Regions from separate parts of the Homo sapiens genome. Here regions 1 and 2 are each linked to region 3. Evidence: chromatin contacts called from ENCODE Hi-C or POLR2A ChIA-PET data. All regions are on one chromosome and are shown on one strand. Each heading gives the region's core, a stretch centred on a gene start or an enhancer-like site at or near the end of the contact. The rest is flanking DNA. Distances are from core to core; before and after follow the strand shown. Region 1 overlaps LOC101927608 (a long non-coding RNA gene). Region 2 holds the start of MARCHF9 (membrane associated ring-CH-type finger 9). Region 3 overlaps RASSF3 (Ras association domain family member 3).

The links. Hi-C counts contacts between places; a loop is a spot of excess contacts on that map. ChIA-PET counts read pairs that join two places held with the same protein, here RNA polymerase II (POLR2A). Pooled maps may share reads with other maps.
Region 1: a pooled map shows a loop between it and region 3 (3-fold over the local background). The contact joins two enhancer-like sites. A Hi-C loop is called at or near these places in 1 of 50 pooled maps.
Region 2: a loop to region 3 is called in a pooled map, with 2.9 times the contacts of the local background. The contact joins the promoter of MARCHF9 here to the enhancer-like site in region 3. A Hi-C loop is called at or near these places in 3 of 50 pooled maps. POLR2A ChIA-PET finds 5 or more read pairs at or near these places in 2 of 52 experiments (activated T-cell and activated naive CD4-positive, alpha-beta T cell).

The regions. Positions count from the first base shown.
Region 1 is chr12:57,896,674-57,900,822 of GRCh38, reverse strand. It overlaps LOC101927608 (a long non-coding RNA gene), which reads right to left. Exons shown (of 2, transcript NR_187681.1): 2 at 3,991-4,149. Among named protein-coding and RNA genes, the nearest start is that of GIHCG, 37 kb to the left of the region's middle. RefSeq lists enhancers at 1,282-1,361, 1,522-1,741, 2,342-2,391. Within about 2 kb of position 1,687, at least 28 of the 41 ENCODE cell types and tissues checked have a DNase peak (open chromatin) inside an H3K27ac peak, as active enhancers do.
Region 2 is chr12:57,753,789-57,758,447 of GRCh38, reverse strand. MARCHF9 (membrane associated ring-CH-type finger 9) reads right to left here and starts at 3,345. Exons shown (of 4, transcript NM_138396.6): 1 at 2,563-3,345; 2 at 1,364-1,519; 3 at 148-340. The coding sequence starts at 2,919. RefSeq lists an enhancer at 1,253-1,342 and silencers at 2,693-2,742, 2,803-2,902, 3,343-3,582.
Region 3 is chr12:64,677,684-64,681,748 of GRCh38, reverse strand. The region is part of intron 1 of RASSF3 (Ras association domain family member 3); the gene reads right to left. Among named protein-coding and RNA genes, the nearest start is that of MIR548Z, 57 kb to the right of the region's middle. Within about 2 kb of position 2,713, at least 34 of the 41 ENCODE cell types and tissues checked have a DNase peak (open chromatin) inside an H3K27ac peak, as active enhancers do.

The DNA.
Region 1 (4,149 bases), core at 438-2,937, 6.8 Mb after region 3:
ACTCCTAAGCAAATGTCCTAGAGAAACCCCCACACATACACAATCAAGAGATGATGTGTACAAGAATGTTCATAGAAGCACTGTTTGTAACAGGAAAAAAACACTGTACAACTTTAATGTCCATTAACCAGAAAATGGATACATAATTATAGTATATTCATACAATTTGAAGTTATACAGTGAAAATAAATTTCCTTTAAAAAGGTATCAACATGGAAGAATCTCAGAAATATAATACTGAGGAAAAGACGATGCAAGTTTCAGCCAGGCACAGTGGCGCATGCCTGTAATCCCAGCTACCCGGGAGGCTGAGGCAGGAGGATTGCTTGAGGCCCGAAGTTCAAGACCAGCCTGCGCAACATAATGAGACTCAGTTGCCACAAAAAATGTGTTTTCGCCAGGCACAGTGGCTCACGCCTGTAATCCCAGCACTTTGGGAGGCCAAGGTGGGTGGATCACGAGGTCAGGAGTTCAAGACCAGCTTGGCCAAGATGATGAAACCCTGTCTCTACTAAAAACCACCAAAAAATTAAAATTAGCCAGGCACGGTGGCAGGCACCTGTAATCCCAGCTACTCAGGAGGCTGAGGCAGGAGAATCACTTGAACCTGGGCAGCAAAGGTTGTAGTGAGCCGAGATCACGCCACTACACTCCAGCCTGGGCAACACAGTGAGACTCTGTATCCAAAAAAAAAAAAAAATTGTTTTCATTAGCCAGGCATGGTGGCACAAGCCTGTAGTCCTACCTACTCGGGAGGCTGAGGTAGCAGTTCGAGCCCAGGAGTTAGAGGTTATGGTGAGCCATGATCACACCACTACCCAGCATGGGCAACAGAACAACACCCTGAATCACAATAATAAAAGATGCAAGTTTCAGAAGAATACATGCAGTAAAATATAATTTACGTAAAATGTTAAAACATTAAAAGCACTGTATAGGAATGATAAACACCAAATTCTGGATCCTGGTGTCCTCTAGGTAGAAGGGAAGGGATGGCAAGATCAAGGTTGTATAAAGCAGCATTCTGCTTGTGTTAACAGTGTTATTTTTTTAAGCTGCTTTTATTTTTTATGTCTATTCATCTGCCTTAAATAGTGTATATTTTAAAACTTAATGTATATATACTTTCATCTAATTCCATTGCCAGGAGTTTATCTTATGTAAGCATTAGCGTATGCGATAACTATCTGCAGAGCATTTTACCAATACTTGCCTTACTCAAATCATCATTCTAAAAACCACAAACTGTCTTTTCACCTAACAAGTTGTTTTTTTTAAGAAACTCATTCAAAAAGGAAATTAGGACCCAAAGCATATTAGCAGGGTGGGTTAGCATGCCCCAACCAGGGTGGTTCCCCGGCCGCTGTGACATCAGGTGCTGCTGTTCATCCTGCCTGCCTAGAGACAGTGCACCTGGCCTTCTGCCTTGCCCTGAGCTGGTGCCGCTCAGCTGGTTCACACTCATGCGGCTGAAAGCTGGGCAGAGTCGGGCTGTTGGCATCATCGCCAGGGTCAACACTTGGCTCACACAGAGGGCACACCTAGGGGTCTGTGAAGCCTTCTTGGGCTGGGGCCTGGCTTTCACAGTCAGGAAGTTTGTGGCTGAAAAGGAAAAGAATGAAGCTTAGTGTAGAGGGAGAGGCTCTGGGTGCTGGGTTACCCCACAAGGAAAGCCCCACTTCTCAGCCTGGCCTGGGGCTGGGAGTGGGAGCACAGCCAAGCAGTCGTGACTCAGAACCTCCCCACTGCACTGAAACCAGAACTGGGTTGCCTATATCTATTTTATTTGACTACCGAGTAAAATTATTTCCAAAAATAAAGGGCTACAAATAGAAGTTTAGAAAGCTCTGAGCTAGAGAGTACTGATTAGACATGTGGTTCTCAACAGAATAATAAAACTTTTTACAACCATTCTTCCATTTCTTCAGCTGTAGGGGGGAAAAAGGCCTGATAATACCTGCCTTCCCAAACCCTGCAGGGCTGCTGGAAGGATCCAGTGAGGTAATAGCCAGCTTCAGCTAAGAGGCCCTTAGGAAAAAAATTTATTATTTCCTTCCTTCATAATGGAGGGTATTTCCAGTTCAAATAATTGGTCATGCAAACAAGACCGTGTGTTTCTTCTAGAAAAAGAAGAAGGAGATGAAGAGGAGGAGGGGTAAGAAGAAAAACAACAACAATTTAAAAGGAGAGAAACTGTGTTCAGGTGGCTGCCATGAAAGGACATAGAGGGTGTGGCAGGAAGGGAAGTGTGGAAAGGAAGAACAGCTGGTGCTTGCCCTGCACCAGACACTGTGCAGTGTGTGAGATGCTTCAGACATTTCACATCGTCCTCACAGAAAGTAATGCAAGTGCTGTTAGTGCCATTTTATAGATGAGAAAACTGAGGTGCAGACAGAATAAACAACTTGGCCAAGGTCAGGCAGAGACACTTCGTGCCCAGGTTGGTCTGTCCTTGGGGTGTGAATATTCCTTCCACAGCCTTGCCAGCGGCTCCTACTCCTAAACGTGGGTGTCCCCTGGCCCTACTTCTCTTTCTCCCTTTCTGTGATCTCCCTGTAAGATCTGCAAGATCTCTTTCATCCCTTGAGTTATTTCCTCTGACTTCCAGCCCACTGGACATTTCCCAGTTAAGAGCCCATTGTCTTCACAAACGCCATCTCCAAAAGGAGCTCCTCCCCTGGCCACTGGCGCACCCCCCCCTCCACCTAAGGGCTGCAGGGCTGCCATCTTCTCCCTGCCATCCATGCTCAAAATCAACATCACCTCTGGTGATTTCTCCCCTTTGCTGTATACACAATCAATTATCTCCATTCTTTCTTCAAAATCTCTTATTTCTCGCTGTTCATTTTCACCTTTTCTCTTAACACCCCAGCACTGTGACCTTACGTCAGCCTGGTTCCTTGCAGAAGCCTCCAACGGGTCTCCATCAATGCTTCGAGTTTATTCTGCGCACTGCTGCCAGACTTCTGGTCCTTAAAAACACCCCCTTCATCATACCATTCACCTGCCCTCCCACCTCTGCAGGCTCGCCCACTGCCTTCACCAGATCAAGTCCACACTCAGCCCTGCACTCAAGGCCACCTGCACCTGGCCCCCCTACGGCTTCCCACCCTCATCCCCCACTCCTCCTCTCTCCAGTTCCTCAGTTTAGCAAAGGGATTACTCCAACATCATGCTCCTTTCTCCCCTCCTGACACATGCCGTCCATCCTCCCCCAGCTGCCTGTCCCCCTCCTGCCTTGCCTCTGGCCCACCTCTCAGTCAGGGCCTCCAGAGCCCTCTTCCCAAGGCCTGAAGGACTCATTATCTGTGCTGTTGATCAAGCAAGTAATTATGCACAGCCTTGTAACGCTCTTCTGTTTAGCCTGGAACAGGCATTGAAACTGACTAGTGCTATTTAATCTCTATATCTCGTGTCTGCCTCTATGTCTATATCTACATATCTCATCACCTAAATCCTATAAACCACTTGAAGGTGACGACTGTCTAAAAGGTCTTGGTTTCTCCCTACAGTGCCTAATAGGTAGATGATAGGTGCTGGATATATGTGTTGAGCTCGTTTTTCTTCTCACATAACTTAGCCTCAAACAAATAACCAGGGCTGGTCAGAACAGTAAGCATCACCCTTAGAAGTCTGCTCTTGGCCACCGCAAATCTGCCACCGGCCAGTTTCATTGTAACCCCTCAGCTCAGGGTCCCCCACGGGGATCGCTGGTCTCCAGAGTGATCGCTGACCGAGGCGAGGCGCTGGAGGCCGCCCCAGCTCGGCTCTGCCTGCTGATTTGGCGACCGGATTTCCATGCCCCTCCCTGGTCCCGAGCTAAAAGGAAACATCCCGGGGATGGGGGATGGGGTGGGGGGTTCCTGAACCCTGAACCCTGACCCCTGCTTGGTGAAACCACCCCACCCCAGCTCAGGGGTCGTCAAAAGCACCCTGGGGAACCTCTGCCCTTGGGAGAGAAAGAAGACACTGCACCTTTAAGTCTGCAGCTGGTTGAGAAAAACAAGCTGTGATTTATATAAGCGGGAAAATCATGTGATTTGCAGGAACGCTCCCTCCTCCCCCGACCCCCCGCGTCGCCTCCAAGCCCTTCCCAGAGGGGCCCGGGCGGCGGGCTGGGCCCGGCTGCCCATGAGGGGCGCGGGTGGG
Region 2 (4,659 bases), core at 2,096-4,595, 6.9 Mb after region 3:
GCAGGGAAGTGGGTTGAGGGGGCACCAGGATAGCACTAAAGGCTACAGTGGCAGAAAATAAAGCCAGGAAACTGAGGGGATGGGCAGGGGAGTTAGGTGTGTAAGAGGAAGATACAGAGCAGGTAAAGGAGAGAGAGGTGCCCTCACCTATGCAGACGACATCCATGAAGCCATACATGCCGTAGCAGATCTGAAAGAGCAGATCCTGTCGTTGCCACTTGGCTGAAGGGCTGAGTGAGGACCAGATGAGCCAGGAGATGCTGGCAACCAGGAAGAGCGAGCCCAGAACTATGGCAGCAATCTGGACCTTCTCGATGACCGTCAGGGAGATGGCCTGCCACTGTGTGGGAGAAAGGGCTCCAAAGAGTCCCAGAAAGGGATGGAGGGCCAGGTGATGGGTGGCCCTGAAGAGCAGGGTGCTCCAGGAACCTTCCCTAAAACCTTCAGGCAGGATCAACATCTGTCTTCTCTGTGCCTTGATTAAATCTAGAATGTGGCACTTGTCTGACACCATTTGTCTTACTTTAGAAAGGCAGGATTGGGCAAGTGCTCTGAAACCAAAACATCTAGATTTGAATCCTAAATCTTGACTCCATCACTTACTGGCTAAGTAACCTTGGGTAAGTTTTCAAATCTTTGTGCATCAGTGTCCTCGTTTGTAAAAGGGGATAATAATAGTATCTAATAAGATTATTGTGAAGATTAAGAGTTAATACACACCAAAACTTGACACAGAAAACACTACATATTTGCTATCATCATCAACATCATTTTTTCTTTTCTTTTTTTTTTTTTTCCTTCGAGACGGAGTCTTGCTCTGTTGCCCAGGCTGGAGTGCAGTGGCTGTGATCTCGGCTCACTGCAACCTCTGCCTCCCGGGTTCAAGGATTCTCCCGCCTCAGCTTCGCGAGTAGCTTACAGGCACGAGCCACCACGCCTGGCTAATTTTTGTATTCTTAGTAGAGACGGGGTTTCACCATGTTGGCCAGGCTGGTCTCAAACTCTTGACCTCGTGATCCGCCCGCCTCGGCCTCCCAAAGTGCTGGGATTACAGGCGTGAGCCACCGCGCCCAGCATTTTTTTTTTCTTTTCTTTCTTTTTTCTTTTTTTTTGTGGCGGGTGGGGAGTGGTGATTGTCCCAGTGCCTAGAACAGTGCCTGGAATATAAGTGGCACCCAATAAATATCTCTGTGAATAAATTAAGGGCTTAGGAAGGATATACAGACACACGGGAGACTGTGGTAACTGGCGGGGAAGGGTGGCTTTGGGAAAAGAGTAAATGAAATAGGCTTCCTGGAGGGTCCCTGAGTCCAATAGCTAAAAGGTCCTCGCCCAATCTCCGAGTCCTCTCCTTGCACCTCACCTGCAGTGGGTTCTTGGTGCTGATCGCCAGGACCTGGTACTTGAAGTAGCAGAGCTCACAGCTCCAGGAGCCCCTCTCGCTGATCCAGCGGATGAGGCAGGGCTGATGCGTGCAGCGCACTGAGCCGTCGCAGCGGCAGGGGCTTAAGAGCTCCCCCTGGAGGAAGAGTGAGGAGGGGCCCTGTCAGCCATCACCACCCCGACCCCACTCAGCCGCGCTCCCCGACAGGGAAACCTCCTCTTCAGGTCACTTTCCCACCTTAAATAACTCAGGCCTTTCACCCAAGACAGGGCAAGAGGCTAAGTAAGGCTGCAACAGAAAAGAAGCTTCCCTTGGAGATCAAGGGAAACTTCCCATACCAAAGAGATGAAAGATGGAAAGGGATGGGGGGATTAGAGGGGAGAAGGGCTGGGTCTTCTCTTTTCCTAGAATTTGGGATGGGTAGTCTTTAAGACTTCTCAAAAGAAAGGCTTCCTCTTAGGATCTGGAGGGAGGGGAGTGTTAGAGCTTCTGAGCCATGCTTTCCTTCCCCCACCCCATCATTGTAAAGTTACTTCACAGATCTGGCGCAAACTGGGATGGGTTATGGTCCTCGGTTTCCACGTACTAAAAAGGGGAGAAATCGCGGAGGTGGGAGTGAAGGGTGTTTCCCTTTAATCATGGAATCAATTCTCACTACACAGAGACACCCCCTGGCACTATTCTGGGACAACTTTGCCCATAAAATTTTAACAAAGAATACTCTTTAGAATGAGATAGAAAGTTGCAGAATGGGAAGTGAAAAAAAGTGCCCCACGGGGAGAAATACTGAGCTAAGCAAGGGCGCTGGCTGGGCCCCTCCCTTCAAGGGGGGCACAGAAGCACTCTCCTTTCTGCCCACCTGCAAGAGAACAGGTCCCCTTAGCTTACGGAGACCCTGGGGCGAGGGAAATAGGAGAGAACAGCAGTCCCTGTTAATGGGTGAGAGGGATTTTGCGCTCTCCGGGGAGAAAGCCCCACCCCTTCCTGGGGACCCTTGACCCTCCGACACAAACAAGCGCTCCAGGAGTCCCCTGCCAGCCCCTCGGCCTCACCCCATTCCCACTCCGTGTCCTGGGGCCCGCCCAGCCTCCTTAGGCGCCGCGCCTGCTCGCGGTCTCCGCTGACACCCCAGGTGCGCGCCTCCACCCTCCGCGCCCGGCCAGGTGCCCAGGCCTGACCTGCTCCGGGCCCTGGAAGCAGATCCGGCACTGAGGGGTTCGGAGTCCGCTGTCCAGGCTACTGCTGAGCGACAGGGCGTCCAGCGCGCCCGGGGGCGGCAGCGGCGGCGCGGGCGGCGGCAGGGGTCCGGCCCGCGGCTCCTTGTCGCCGGCCAGGCCCCGGGCCCGCGGCTCCGACCCGTAGTACTCCTCCTCGTCGCCGTCGCCGTCCCGGGTGGAGCAGCCAGCGAAGGGCGCCCAGCCGCAGCCGCCTCCCCGGCCCCCCCGGGGTTGCGGCTCGGCCCGGGGCCGCCCCCCGCCTGTCAGCACCAGCAGCTTCAGCTCGTTCAGAAACATGCGGAGCCGAGACTTGAGCATCGTCCGGACACCGGGGGCGGGGGGCAGCGTGCAAGGGGGGCTCGCTAGCGGCGGGGGGAGGGGAGAGGACAAGGCCGGGAAGGGGGCGCGCGCTAGAGAGCCGAGCCGGGCCGGGGTCTTCGGGGCCTGCGACAGCCGTTCACTGCTGCCACCGCCGGGGCTCCGGTGCTTGCGGGGCCGAGCGGGCTGGCGGCCCGGGGGCGGCGGGGTGGGCGGCCATGGCCAGGGCAGGGGGCGGGGAGGGGGGCTCAGGGTGCCGCACCCCGCGGGTCTGGGTCTGGAGCGGGCCGGGCCCCCGGGGTTACGCGCCCGGGTCCTCCTGCGGCGGGGCCGCCCCCCATCGCCGTTCTCTCGGTCCCAGTCCCCCTCCGGCTCCGGGATCAGGCTTGGCTCGGCCCGTGCGCTCGGCGGTGGCAAATGGCGGCTCCTTCCGGCGGCGGCGGCGGCGGAGACCCCCCCGGAGTGGCGGGCGGGCGGGGCGGGCGCCGGGGAGCGGGTGAAGGATGGAGGGAGGGGCGGGGCGGGGAGGGGGAGAGGAGAAGGGGCCGCGGCTGCGCATCCCCGCCCTGCCCCGCACGAGCAGGTGTCCCAGGGGCGGGGGCAAGTGTGGGATCCCGAGGAGGGTGGAGGAAGGGGAGTGGCCAAGGAAGGGGAGTGTGCACACAAGTTGACTAGGTGTGTGTCTGGGAGTGGGGGATGAGCGGGTGAGCATGGAAGGTGAGTGGTTAAATGACGCAGGTGTACCAGGGAGGGTGAGGCTTGTGCAAAATGGGAATGTGCAAAGAAAGAGCTGTGCAAGTGTCGGAGGTGTGAGGGAGGTACATGGGCAGGGGTGGGACTCAAGCAATATACACTTTACCCAAAGGGCTGAAAAGTGTGATCGATGGGGACTGGGAAAGAGAGGTGTGTAAGGAATGGAATCGGATTGTCTGAGAAACAGAAGCCTGTGATTGTAATGTGTGAAGGAGGTGAGGGAGGGAGCAGGGGAGGTAGGCGTGCTAAAGGGATGGGAGTGTCTTTCCTGGTACTCTCCTGCCCTCACCTCCACTACACTGAAGTGAACAATACACACACTTACCCCTTTCCTTTTATGGAGACTTCCCTCTGAGGCCAAGTTCTACCCCCATCACATTTTTTTCTTTCTTACACTTACATTCTCCCTCTCCTCCCCTTTGCAAAGCTGAGGGAAAAGGGATTCCAGGGGAGCTCATTGGGTCAAACATACTGGGAAAAAATTTAATTAGTGAAAGAGTAATTAACAGAAGAAGGGAGGGGACAGAGCCTGGGACAGACTGCCAAATTAAGGTTCCTCAATAGAAAGTGATGGAGAGACAGTAATGTTCCCATGAAGTATTCAAATGTTTTGGATGGACTAATGAATGAATCAGAAAAAGGGGCTGGGACCCAAGCAGACAGAGAGGACGTCTTCTGTTGCAAAGACAGTAAGCTGTGAAGGTCTTATGTGGAAGGTGAGGCTGAAGTGGGGAATGCTGGTGTGGGAAGGGAGTTTGAAAAACTCACAGACAATTATCTTAGCCTTCCAGAAGGCTTACAAAGCACCCACCCCTAGCAAGGTAGCCAATAAAACATTCACCTCTTGAGCCCCTTAGTCAGTTCAGTCCTTGAGGTTTTTCTTACTAGTGTTCCAGCTGCCCTTGCCAGGAGGGGCCCAGGGCTACAAGTATCAGGATGGAAAGAGGAGGCATCTGTATTAATATGTATTCTATTTTGCTCTAAGTC
Region 3 (4,065 bases), core at 1,464-3,963:
GAGCCACTGCACTGAGCCCCAATGAAGTTTTAAACATGTATCATATCTCTGATTGTCTTGCTCTTACCAATCCACAATTAGCTGGGTACCAGTCATAGCTGAAGAAGAAAATGAGGTAGTCTTGGCTTGTACATTCAGTTTTAACTGTCCAAAGACTCTTCAAAGCATATACTAAAAAGTGTACAATAAGGGACTTAAAATCTCATGGATGTGGGATGGGAAGTTGGCAGGGCAAAGGGGTGTTGCAGAAAGTGCACCACACCTGCAAGACTTGGGCCCCAGTCCTGGGTCTGTCACCAACTAACCCTGTGCCTTGGGCTTAACCTTTCTGAGCCTGTTCCCTCATTCTCTACCAAACAAGGAACTAGAGTCAATCACCTCCTCTAAGGTGCTTCCTGGCCTAGGCTGATCTGATTGCAAAGATGTGGAGGTGCTTTCACAAGTGTGACCAAGGGCAAAAGGGTTCCATGTGAGGAATCACCAAAGGTTCACCATTAAATACACAGGAAATGGCTAAGCACATACACAGCAGCATACATACATCCTAGGGGCTTACTACCACTCACGTGAGAATTCTAAGAATGAGGAGAAGGAAAAGGGGTAATGGGAGTTAAGTAAAGCTGGTTAACCCTAAATTACAGGTTTTGCTCATGCTATGGGACTTAACACCCAGCCTTAGGCCCCTTCGCACAGGCAGACCGAGAAGCTTGAGGAAAATCCAAAGAGTAAGCCAGTCTGGAAAGAGAAATTTTCCCTGGATCATCCACACATAGATAACTGAGACATCCTTACGTAACAATTATCTTTCCTTCTCAGAGATTAAAAACTAAGGAAACTGGCTGGGCGCGGTGGCTCACACCTGTAATCCCAGCACTTTGGGAGGCCGAGGCGGGCGGATCACCTGAGATCAGGAGTTTGAGACCAGCCTGGCCAACATGGTGGCCTTGTCTCTATTAAAAATACAAAAATTAGCTGGGCATGGCGGCAAGCACCTGTAGTCCCAGCTACTTGGGAGGCTGAGGTAGGAGAATCGCTTGAAACCGGGAGGCGGAGATCGCAGTAAGCCGAGATCACGCCATTGCACTCCAGCCTGGGCGACAGAGCGAGACTCTGTCTCAAAAACAAAAACAAAAAAAAACAAAGATCAGCTGGAAAGTATATCCCAGAAAAGCAGGTAAAACCCCAAGGGCCCTGATGCTGTACTTTTTAAGCCAAAAATGTAGCAATCATACACCAAGGCCTCATCATTCAGCAAATATTTGCTGAGCTTCTGCCATGTGCCAGGTACCTGCCTAAGTGTGGGGCAGTCAGGCTCAGCAGCAGACACCACGCCCGTCCTCACGGGGCGTGGTGTCTGCACAAGTGGAGTGGGGAAGGTCAAAGGACAAGCTGCTTCCAAAATGGCCCCCAAGCACTGTTTCTCTGGGTCTCATAGCAAAGAAGATATAAGCTCAGGCCTTGGAACAGAGGACAGTGGTTTCATTTAGCATCAGAGAAAGACCCTTAACTCTAAAAACTTTCCAATTGTTTACCCCTTTAAAAAAGACCCTCCCGTCCCCTCACAGAGTAGAATCCTGCCCCTTCCTCCACATACAATGATTATGAATCAGAACCACAATTTCTAGGAACGCAGCTGTATGCCCAGGAAAAAGGAAGAGAAGAAAACGAAACCCAGGAGGGGCATAGTAGCTCCAACAGGTAAAGGGGTGAGAGCAAGAAAGAAGGGTTAAAAGAAAATGGTGCAGCGGACGTGGAATAGATACAATACCAAGTGTCAACCCTGGTCTTTCATTGTGATGGCAGGAGAGGAAATGGCATGGGGCGCAGCCGTCTGTGGATAATGTGTCAGTTATTGTTCTTGGCAGCCAGTGAGGGCATCATGCCACGCCTGAGAGCGTCTGCTTGGTGAGTTACAAGTCATCTTTTCATAAGTCAGTTTTGTTTTGTATTCCCCAAACCCTCCAGCAGTTTCTCAGAGGAAGAGTTCTTCCACAAAAAAATATTTCATAAATCCTAGACTCTTCCCTCATTGTTTCCAGCCAGCAAGCCCTGGAGAGCTGCTCTCAGGCTCACTTCAGTTCCTGGGTGGGGTTACGTCACTGTTTTTCAGTAGCGAACTTTCTCAGATGGGACACACCCAACCTCACAGGCACCCAGGAGTTCTCGGGTAGCATGACCCAGGCTCTACTCAAGAAGTGCGGCCCAATCCCACAGGCTCACAACTCAGACTTTCTAAGAATATGTCCCAACAAATCTCAGTAAAGGGTCTGAGAATTGTTTATACTCTTTTGGTTAATTTTTCTATAACTGTGAAATTATATCAAAATTAAAAACATAAAAACATAACAAAATGCCCAAATAAACATAGTGCAATTAAGAGTGACTGTTCAGGCTGGGAGCGGTGGCTCACGCCCGTAATCCCAACACTTTGGGAGGCCAAGGTGGGTGGATCACGAGGTCAGGAGTTCGAGACCAACCTGGCCAACATGGTGAAACCCCATCTCTACAAAAAATACAAAAATTAGCTGGGTGTGGTGGCACACCTGTAATCCTAGCTACTCAGCAGGCTGAGGCAGGAGAATCACTTGAACCTGGGAGGCAGAGGTTGCAGTGAGCTGAGATCGTGCCATTGCACTCCAGTCTGGACAACACAGCAACTCTGTCCCCACCCCCGCTTCAAAAAACGAGTGACTGTTCAAAAGAGAGAAGGTGAATGTGGCCCTATCATTTCCTCTACTTTAGCTTAGTGACGGCCTGTGGACTATGATTTAGACATACTTAGGTCTAAAATCACACAGCTCTGCCACATTCTAGCTGCGTGACCAGAGGCAAGTTACTTAACCTCTCTGGGCCTCAGTTTTCTCATTACTGTAAAATGTGCAAAAGAATATCTACACAACTGTTATGAAGATATAATATAAGCCATTATTCAACAACTATTTATTGAGTGCCTATTGGTGCCAAGCACTTAAAGCTGTGAGAGACAGTTGTGGACCCCACCTTTCTGCCTTTGCTTGGCTGACAGCCTAGTTTACCTTACTCCCCACCCCAGCCCCACAAGAGGTTTTTGGGTTTTTGTTTGGTTTTTTTTTTTTTTTTTGGTATTACGGATCTCTTTAAAAAATAAAGACCTTTTACCAAAAACAAACAAACAAACAAAAAAGAGCAAATATTAATAGCACAGATGCTCTGATTGAGTGGGGGACAATATATGCACAGTGCCTGATGCCAGTGGCATGACACTCAGTAAGTGGTACCATCACACTGCCACTAGGAGGTCCCAGAGCTCTCACAGGTGCTCTGACACCTGGTCAGGTGTGGGGTCCAGCCTGTGTCAGCAGAGAAGGGTGAACTTCCCAGGCCAACAGGTGCTTTCTCCAAGTGAGGCTAGATTCTGAAATCATGAATTCCTACTTTTCATCTCATCGTCTCTTTTGGCAATAGGCAGTCACCTGCTGATGACCAACAGACTGCAATACCCAGTGCAATAACAGACAGAACAGGTTCTAGCCTAGGAATTGCATAGAGCAAAACATCAAGCACCTTTCACATGTAAAACATCACATTTATTGGAGCAGTGGGCCCATCCCATGTTGCAAATGGAATTCAAGCCTAGCTCAAACTGAACTGAGTCTAGGTCTTGACTCCTCTAGATGTCTTCTAATAAGGACATCAAATAAAGTACCATGGACCAGACCTTAAGAGAAAAACATTCTCTGGGAGAGACATTTCCACTGAATTCATGGAGGGACTTATAAGCAAACCAAAGCAGGTTTGCAATGAAGCATGGTATGAAGTAAGTGATTTCCATGAGCTACAGAGCAAGCAGTGTGGGGGTTTCAAAGGAAATTTCAAAAGAAAATTTCAGCATGTGAAGTTAGATGCTCCTAAACTAGATTTTAAAGTATGACTAATAGGGAAAAATACTGTTCTCAGAAGTCTTTTAGGTATACAAAGTGGAGACCGCCCTGTGATGAATACAAAGAGAACTGTCACACAGAGCTAAACCTACAAAGCCCTAGGAGGGTCTTCCAGGTGGGGAGCATGTCCTGCTCAACCCTAGTG